Regions from separate parts of the Homo sapiens genome. Here region 2 is linked to region 1. A link is a contact called in ENCODE Hi-C data. All regions are on one chromosome and are shown on one strand. The core of a region is the stretch at or near the end of the contact, and the rest is flanking DNA. Distances in the headings are between cores, read along the strand shown.

Region 1 (4,101 bases), core at 1,506-4,005:
GTGTGTGTGTGTGTGTGTGTGTGTGTGTGTGTGTGTGTGTGTGTATGTATATATATGTGTATATCTGTGTGTGTGTATATATGTATGTGTATAAGTGTGTGTGTGTGTGTGTGTGTGTGTGTGTGTGTATAGTCCCCCTCCTCAAGGAACCCACAGTAAGTCATATAAACAACTCACGAGGCCACCATAGCTCCAGTGGCACATAATCTAATCGCAGTAAGTACAACTAACTCTGAGAACACAGGGGACACTTATGCCAGTCTGGAATGATCATAGAAGGCTTCCAGGAGGAAGCAGTGTGGAAGCTAAACTGTACAGAATGACCAGGGTTTACCACAAGAGGAAAGGAGGGAGGTACAAGTAAGGTAGAGGGAACAGCTTGTGCCAAGGCCTGAGAGGAAGTGAGTCCCTAAGGATGCAAAGAGCTTGGTGCACTGGGGCAAAGAGTTCTCTAGTGGAGTCCTATTAAACTAACAGGCAATAGTCAAGCAAAGAGTTCTCAAGTGGAGTCCTTATTAACAAATAGGCAATAGTCAGGCAAAACCTAAAGGAGGTAACTGTAGTGAAAACCACAGGACCAACGGAAATGACCCAGAATCTCTAGCATCTTCACATCAGAAAGAGCACTGACAGGGGGGACAGCCAAGGCCCTTTTAGGTAATAGACCTCTAGAGAGAGGGCAAGAAGATAAATTGTACCATGGCTACAACCTCATCAGAGTCAATGCTGGTTTCCAATTCACAGGAAAAACCAATAGCCAGCTACCCAACCCAACAGAAAGGAAGAGTGAGCAGGCCTTATTCACAACCCTAAGAGGACGGCAGAATTATTTCCATTTTACAGGTAAGTTGCTGTTTTTAGAAGACAGTATTTATCAATATTCCTTTCTATTGATTGATCCAGCTTCTGACTAGGAAAAACCAACTCATCTTGCTTTGCCTGGGACTTCCCAGTTTTTGTACTGAAAGTCTCATGTCCCAGGAATCCCCTCAGTGCCATGCAAGCCAAGATGGTTGGTCAGCCTACTCAGAGTTTGTGAGGCACATGAAGTGGGCAATGGGATTTATGACACAGGTTTTTGTATAGGAACTGGTGCAAAGTTACATGTGACTGACCTCCCCAAGCTAACTTGAATCCTTTGAACCACGGAACCTTTTGGAATAGCTTAGTGGCTTCTCAAAGGCTCCTATATAATTTGCCATAATTTACACTGAATAATATTTGCAAAGCAAAAGCCTAGCTGAGGGCTTAGTGATTACTATCTGTGTGCTAACGTCAAATAATTGCATACTTCACAGCAACTAGCCAGAAGAGTGGTCTGAAATTAGTTGTTGTTGTTGTTAACTGAAAGTTAACCAAATATCTTTCAGCTTTAACTTTTTTGATTTGTTTTGTTTTGTTTTGTTTTGAGACAGTGTCTGATTCTGTCACTCAGGCTGGAGTATAGTGGTGCGATCAGGTCACAGTTCCCTGCAGCCCCTACCTCCTGGGCTCACACAATCCTCTTGAGTTTCCCTGGTAGCTGGGACTACAGGGGCACTTCACCACACCCAGCTAGTTTTTGTATTTTTTTTTTTTTAAGGAGATAGTGTCTTGCTACGTTTTCCAGGCTGGTCTTAATCTCCTGGCCTCAAGCCATTCTTCTGCCTTGGCCTCCCGAAGCATAAGGATTTAAGGCATGAACCACTGTGCCTGGCCAGCTTTAACTTTTGACATTGAAAATCTTCCTAAAATAAATTAGTTTACTTACACACGAAGAGTAGTATACACATTTTCATGTATCTTTGTTAACTAGGAATTCTACCATGCCTTACTTATTGCAATGGCTTACATTCTTACTGTTCGACAGATTTAAGAAGGTTTAGAAGACAACAAGAATGCACTATAGTTTCCAATAAATACAGTCACAAAAGGATATTACTTTGTGGCAATATCTGACAGGCAGAGAGTGGCTGACAAATCTTTATAGAATGAATGATGGTGGGACCATACAGAACTACGAAAAAGAAAATGATGAGGACAGTGAATGAGATAAAGGCTATACTTGTGCTTTTGCTACAGTGCTGTTGACTAAAGCAGCGGGAGCTCAGAGCTGAGGCACACAGTTCTTGTCCAATAAAAGGAAGGAAAAGCTCTTCAAGAGCAGTCCTTTCCTTACAAGGGTGGTAATGAATAAAATAGGCGACATGGCCTTCGGTCTGCAGAAGATGCAGAAAGACTTCAATGGTAAGACCAAGGGCCCGCTATTAAGTCCCGATTCAAAAGGCATCCCCCCAGGAAGCTCAGGAAACGTCATCCAGGCTAATGCTCTTTGGTGAGAATCCTGACATAGGAATGGATGAGGACATGTGCCTTAGAATCTTTTTCAGAAAAAAACAATGATTTCTAACACATTTTTGGTTAGCTTTCGATGAAAAGATATTTCTAACATCTAATTGTATTTGAATGGAACTATATTAAAAACACTTTTCATTAGCCTTAGAAAACTAAAAAAAAATTAAGAGTAAAATTTAGCAGTATTTTTTACTGATGATATAACTATGATTCCTCTAAAAGTTCCGGTTTTATTGGAGTAGTCAAGGTAACTGAGATTTTGCTATATGTTGACAATAAACATTTTGCCCATGAGGCTTAGTTCTCTAAAGCTATTACTCTTTTTGCCGACACCTTTGCATCAGACATAGATAGAATCACAGCAGACATATTCAGGTTATGTCTGCTACAGAGTCAGGCGGCACAATCGGGCAGGATGCAGCCAAGGGCACTGCCCTGAGCCTGGATCAGAAAAACAAGAGCCGGAAGGGTTTGTTTCCACTCTGCCAGACCTTTGGTGTAGATGAGCGCACTTCCCCAGGCCTTGGACTCAGAGGAAGAAAATGAGAAGTGCTCCTCAGGTGAGGCTGTGAGCCTCCCTCCAAGACCTGCACATTCACAGATGTGTGAGGTGGGTGTGCTATAAAGTATCCCATGCTAGTTTTGGGGCTTTGACTCCGCAGAATAGTTTAGTCTTAAACTCTAGCTACCAAAATATGGATTAGCAAAGAAATTTTTCTGTCATCGAAAACCAAAGAAGTAAGATATACAGATTCTAAGGACTTGCTCATCTTTTCCTGTATCATCAAGAGATCAACAGCTTATTAAAAAACAAAAACAAAACACTCAAATGTGTTCAACACAGTCCACTCAAAGCCACAACTCAACAGGAAGACAATTCTGAAGAAAACCAGCATATCCAGTACAACCCACCTGTTCTTATACCTACCACCTGCTTCCTGGGTAAAGCCACCTTTGCTGCCTCTATTGTAATATTAGTTTGCACCCCCGCCTCCACCAGGCATCCTTACAGATCTTTCCATTTTACATACATTTTTACATACATTCTGAACTACACAAACAATCTGCTGCCCAGCGTTTAGGGAAATATACAAGCATATAATCATTGTACTAGCCAAAAAAACCCAGAGCCAAGAAAAAAAATCTGTCATCCACTATACCACAGCAGGGAGATTTAAAGGCAGCTCAGGGCATTCAATAACGTTCTATCTGTCAAATCAGCCACTTCTGTGCCTATCCCTTTTCCTCAGATCCCCTGTTGGTGATGTATTTATGTATCTGCATCGACAACTTGATCGTAAGGTCCCCTGACTGCATAGGCCATAGTTTATTCCTTTTTTTTTTTTTTTTTGAGATGGAATCTCGCTCTGTTGCTCAGGCTGGAATGCAGTGGCACTATCTCGGCTCTCTGTAACCTCTGCCTCCCGGGTTCAAGCAATTCTCCTGCCTCAGCCTCCTGAGTAGCTGGGATTACAGGCGTGTGCCGCCACCACCACGTCTGGCTAATTTTTGTATTTTTAGTAGAGACAAGGTTTCACCATGTTTGTCAGGCTGATCTCCAACTCCTGACCTCGTGATCTACCCGCCTTGGCCTCTCAAAGTGCTGGGATTACAGGTGTGAGGCACCATGCCCAGCCCATACTTTATTCCTATATGTATTTGTTTTCCTTCCCACAAGGATTATTTCTTTACTTGAAGCGCCCTAGATTTTTCATAAATGAAAAACACACTCTGGATGTACTTATTTATATCTAATTTTCTAAAACT
Region 2 (3,683 bases), core at 614-3,113, 560 kb after region 1:
TATCTTTGGCAAGGCTTTTGCTTCCCTCTTAATTGTGCATTATATATTTGGAGCATTTCTTATTGTATTAAACACCTTTTGGGTGCTTCTCACCTATCTTTGAGGTCTTTGGCCTCTTGTTCCAGCCCCAGCTGTGGAGCAACCTGCTGTGCATGAAGTGGGATCAGTTCCACCGGAGAACAACCTGACATCTCTTTGCCTTATGTCCTCTCTGCATATGTTTCACCTTCTGTTCTGTAGAGACTGAGGTGTGAGACCTCAAGGACATGCTTAGTGTCAATATATGTGCAACTTAATCATATGAGAGGAATTTATATCTTCCTGGGTGAAGACTGAGCCAGTCTGGATGGACTGTTCTATGAAGCAGTTTTTTACATGGCCTGTTGGTGAAAGGCACTGTAAGATCAAGGAATCAGTAGTTTTTAATACCAAGAGATGACCAGCTCAGTAATATGTATTCTTGTATCAGCTCTTACATTTCCCCTGCCTCACTCTCCTTTTCCCTCACTCTTGCTTCCTGGGATTGCATCCTATAATAAAGTAGTAGCACGTAAACTTTGTCTCAGGCACTGCTTTCTGGAGAATCCAGATTAAGACAGTTGTTCAATGATTGTTGAAAGGTATGGGAAAATCAAAGATACTTGTTTTGTGTTTTTATTTTGAGGCTTAGCACCCCCTAGTGGAATTTATTTTTCACTTTCATTCATACCGAGAGCCCCCAAAAGGTTTCTTGTGTACCATTAAGTCTTCTCAGGCAGAAATAGGTCTGGCTAAAACACCAGGAGATAAAGAAGGCTGCATATAGATGCCAGAGTCATTACATATCTCTATTAATACCTGGAGGAGTCCGTAACACAATGAAAAAACTAAGACTAACTCAATCCACATCATGTAATGTGAATGAAATATAAGTAAAAAAAAAAAATCAATTCTGATTGTTTTATAGCAATTCATCTGTTGGACTTTCCAGAGAACCTTCATGAGAAAACAGATTTTCTTGAATGTGTCTGATGTTGCTTTTGCCCCATGCAGTCTGTGTTTTTGTGTCAAGCAGGTTGTTACTGGTAGCCCATAGTCTTGACCTCTGCCAGTGCTCGGAGCTCATTTCAAGTACCCCATCTTTATCAATGAGGATTTCATCTTCTTAAATGTCCACCACATTGAGCCTGTTGTTAATCTCAGAAATTGTGTTCAGCTGTAAGAGATAATTTTATGTTGTTTTTGCTGCCCAATATCCATTTATCCTTTTTGTGGCAATGGTAGCTGATTCTTTGTTGGGATATGTAATCCTCCTCCACTTTCATCCATAAACTTTTTTTTTTCTTTTTCTTTTTTTTTTTTTTTTTTTTTTTTTTTTTTTTTTTTTAGACAGGGTCTCGCTCTGTCACCCAGGCTGGAGTGCAATGGTGTGGTCTCGGCTCACTGCAACCTCCTGCTCTCGGGCTCAAGCACTTCTCCTGCCTCAGCCTCCCGAGTAACTGGGATTACAGGTGCCTGCCACTGCGCCCGGCTAATTTTTGTATATATATATTTTTAGTAGAGACGGGATTTCACCATGTTGGCCAGGCTGGTCTCGAACTCCTGACCTCGTGATCCGCCTGCCTTAACCTCCCAAAGTGCTGGGATTACAGGTGTGAGCCACTGCGCCCAGCCCTCATCCATAAACTTCTTTTTGAAAATGCCTTAAGTTCAGGGTCCGGGGTATAATTAGCATATTTCATCACCACAGTGAATAGTTCAGGATTGAGCATATACCCAAATTGAGACTATAAATGCTGAGGATATTTGGTTTTGCATTTTTTTGTTTGACATTTTGAGAAGAGACTTTCCTCTTTCACTGAACTAGTTCTTGTGATGATGTGAGCCTGCTGCCACCGGAAGCCACCTTGCAAAGTCTGAGAATGCAACCAACATAGAGGAAGTAGAACTGAGAAGTGAAGCCAGCTGGACTTCCTGGGCCAAGTGGGGACTTGGAGAACTTTTAAAAAAATTATTATTATTATACTTTAAGTTCTAGAGTACATGTGCACAATGTGCAGATTTGTTACATATGTATACATGTGCCATGTTGGTGTGCTGCACCTATTAACTCGTCATTTACATTAGGTATATCTCCTAATGCTATCCCTTCCCCCTCCCCCCACCCCACAACAGGCCCCGGTGTGTGATGTTCCCCACCCTGTGTCCAAGTGTTCTCATTGTTCAATTCCCACCTATGAGTGAGAACATGCGGTGTTTAGTTTTGTCCTTGTGATAGTTTGCTCAGAATGATGATTTCCAGCTACATCCATGTCCCTACAAAGGACATGAACTCATCCTTTTTTATGGCTGCATAGTATTCCATGGTGTATATGTGCTACATTTTGTTAATCCAGTGTATCATTGATGGACATTTGGGTTGGTAACTTGGAGAACATTCCTGTCTTACAAGAGGATTGTAAAACGCACCAATCAGCACTCTGTAGCTAGAATTGTAAAATGCACCAATCAGCACTCTGTAGCTCGCAAGGGGATTGTAAAATGCATCAATCAGCGCTCTGTAAAAACATACCAAACAGTGTTCTGTAGCTAGCAAGAGGATTGTAAAATGCACCAATCCGTGCTCTGTAGCTAGCAAGAGGATTGTAAAATGCAACAATCAGCACTCTGTAAAATGCACCAATCAACACTCTGTAAAATGCACCGATCAGCAAGATCCTAAAAGTAGCCAAATGCAGGGAGTATTGAAAAAAGGGCACTCTGATAGGACAGAAATGGAACATGGGCGGGGCCAATAAGGGAATAAAAGCTGGTCACCCCAGCCAGCAGCAACAACCTGTTCGGGTCCCCTTCCATGCTGTAGAAGCTTTGTTCTTTCGCTCTTCACAATAAATCTTGCTGCTGCTCACTCTTTGGGTCTGTGTCATCTTTAAGAGCTGTAACACTCACCGTGAAGGTCCGCAACTTCATTCTTGAAGTCAGTGAGACCATGAACCCACCAACAGGAACCAACTCTGGACACAGAACTAAGGAATGGCTCCTGGAGGCATCATTTTATTCCAGAATGAGGCCACTGCTGAAGTCAGCCCTTTTTGTATATTTTACAATTACATTAGCCAATAACTTCCCTTCTTTGTTTAAGCTAGATTGAGTTGGGCTTTTTAATCACTTTCAACTAAAAGATTCCTAACTGGTAAACTGTTCAATTCTGAACTTATAGCCTTGTTCCAACTTGATTCTCTCTTGGTATTTATTATTTTAGTGATTGCAATTATCATCCATCCAGTTGTGCCAACTAGAAATTTAGGAGTTATCTTGACACCTTAATTTTTCAGTTTCCATATCTAATTCACCACTGAATTTTGGATATTTTGTCATTTAATCATATTTTGAAATGATCTAATTTTTATTCCATATCCACACTCTAGTTCAAGATAGCCACATCTCTCACTTGAACTGCTACTACTACTAAAATAATATTACACCTAACCTTCTCTGAGCTCCTCATCCATTCTCCCATCTGTTTTCCATTCTTCATCCAGAGGGATTTTTTTCAAAGTACAAATCTGACCATATAATGTCCCTTTATTCCAGTCCTCCTATTAAAACCCCAAAGTTACTCTTAGAATAATGAAAACTCCTAAGAAAGTTTGACTCTCACCCATCTCCTTCATCTCAGTGACACTAAAGTCTACACTCTAAAG

Evidence for each region. Hi-C counts contacts between places; a loop is a spot of excess contacts on that map. Pooled maps may share reads with other maps.
Region 2: a map of Right ventricle myocardium superior shows a loop between it and region 1 (4-fold over the local background). The contact joins two enhancer-like sites. A Hi-C loop is called at or near these places in 4 of 168 maps with a recorded cell type or tissue (Calu3, Right ventricle myocardium superior, esophagus muscularis mucosa and 1 more) and 7 of 50 pooled maps.

The regions. Positions count from the first base shown.
Region 1 is chr1:67,786,943-67,791,043 of GRCh38, forward strand. All of the region lies in intron 1 of GNG12 (G protein subunit gamma 12), which reads right to left. Among named protein-coding and RNA genes, the nearest start is that of GNG12-AS1, 43 kb to the right of the region's middle. Within about 2 kb of position 2,756, at least 3 of the 41 ENCODE cell types and tissues checked have a DNase peak (open chromatin) inside an H3K27ac peak, as active enhancers do.
Region 2 is chr1:68,345,713-68,349,395 of GRCh38, forward strand. No RefSeq gene overlaps it. Among named protein-coding and RNA genes, the nearest start is that of RPE65, 100 kb to the right of the region's middle. Within about 2 kb of position 1,864, at least 3 of the 41 ENCODE cell types and tissues checked have a DNase peak (open chromatin) inside an H3K27ac peak, as active enhancers do.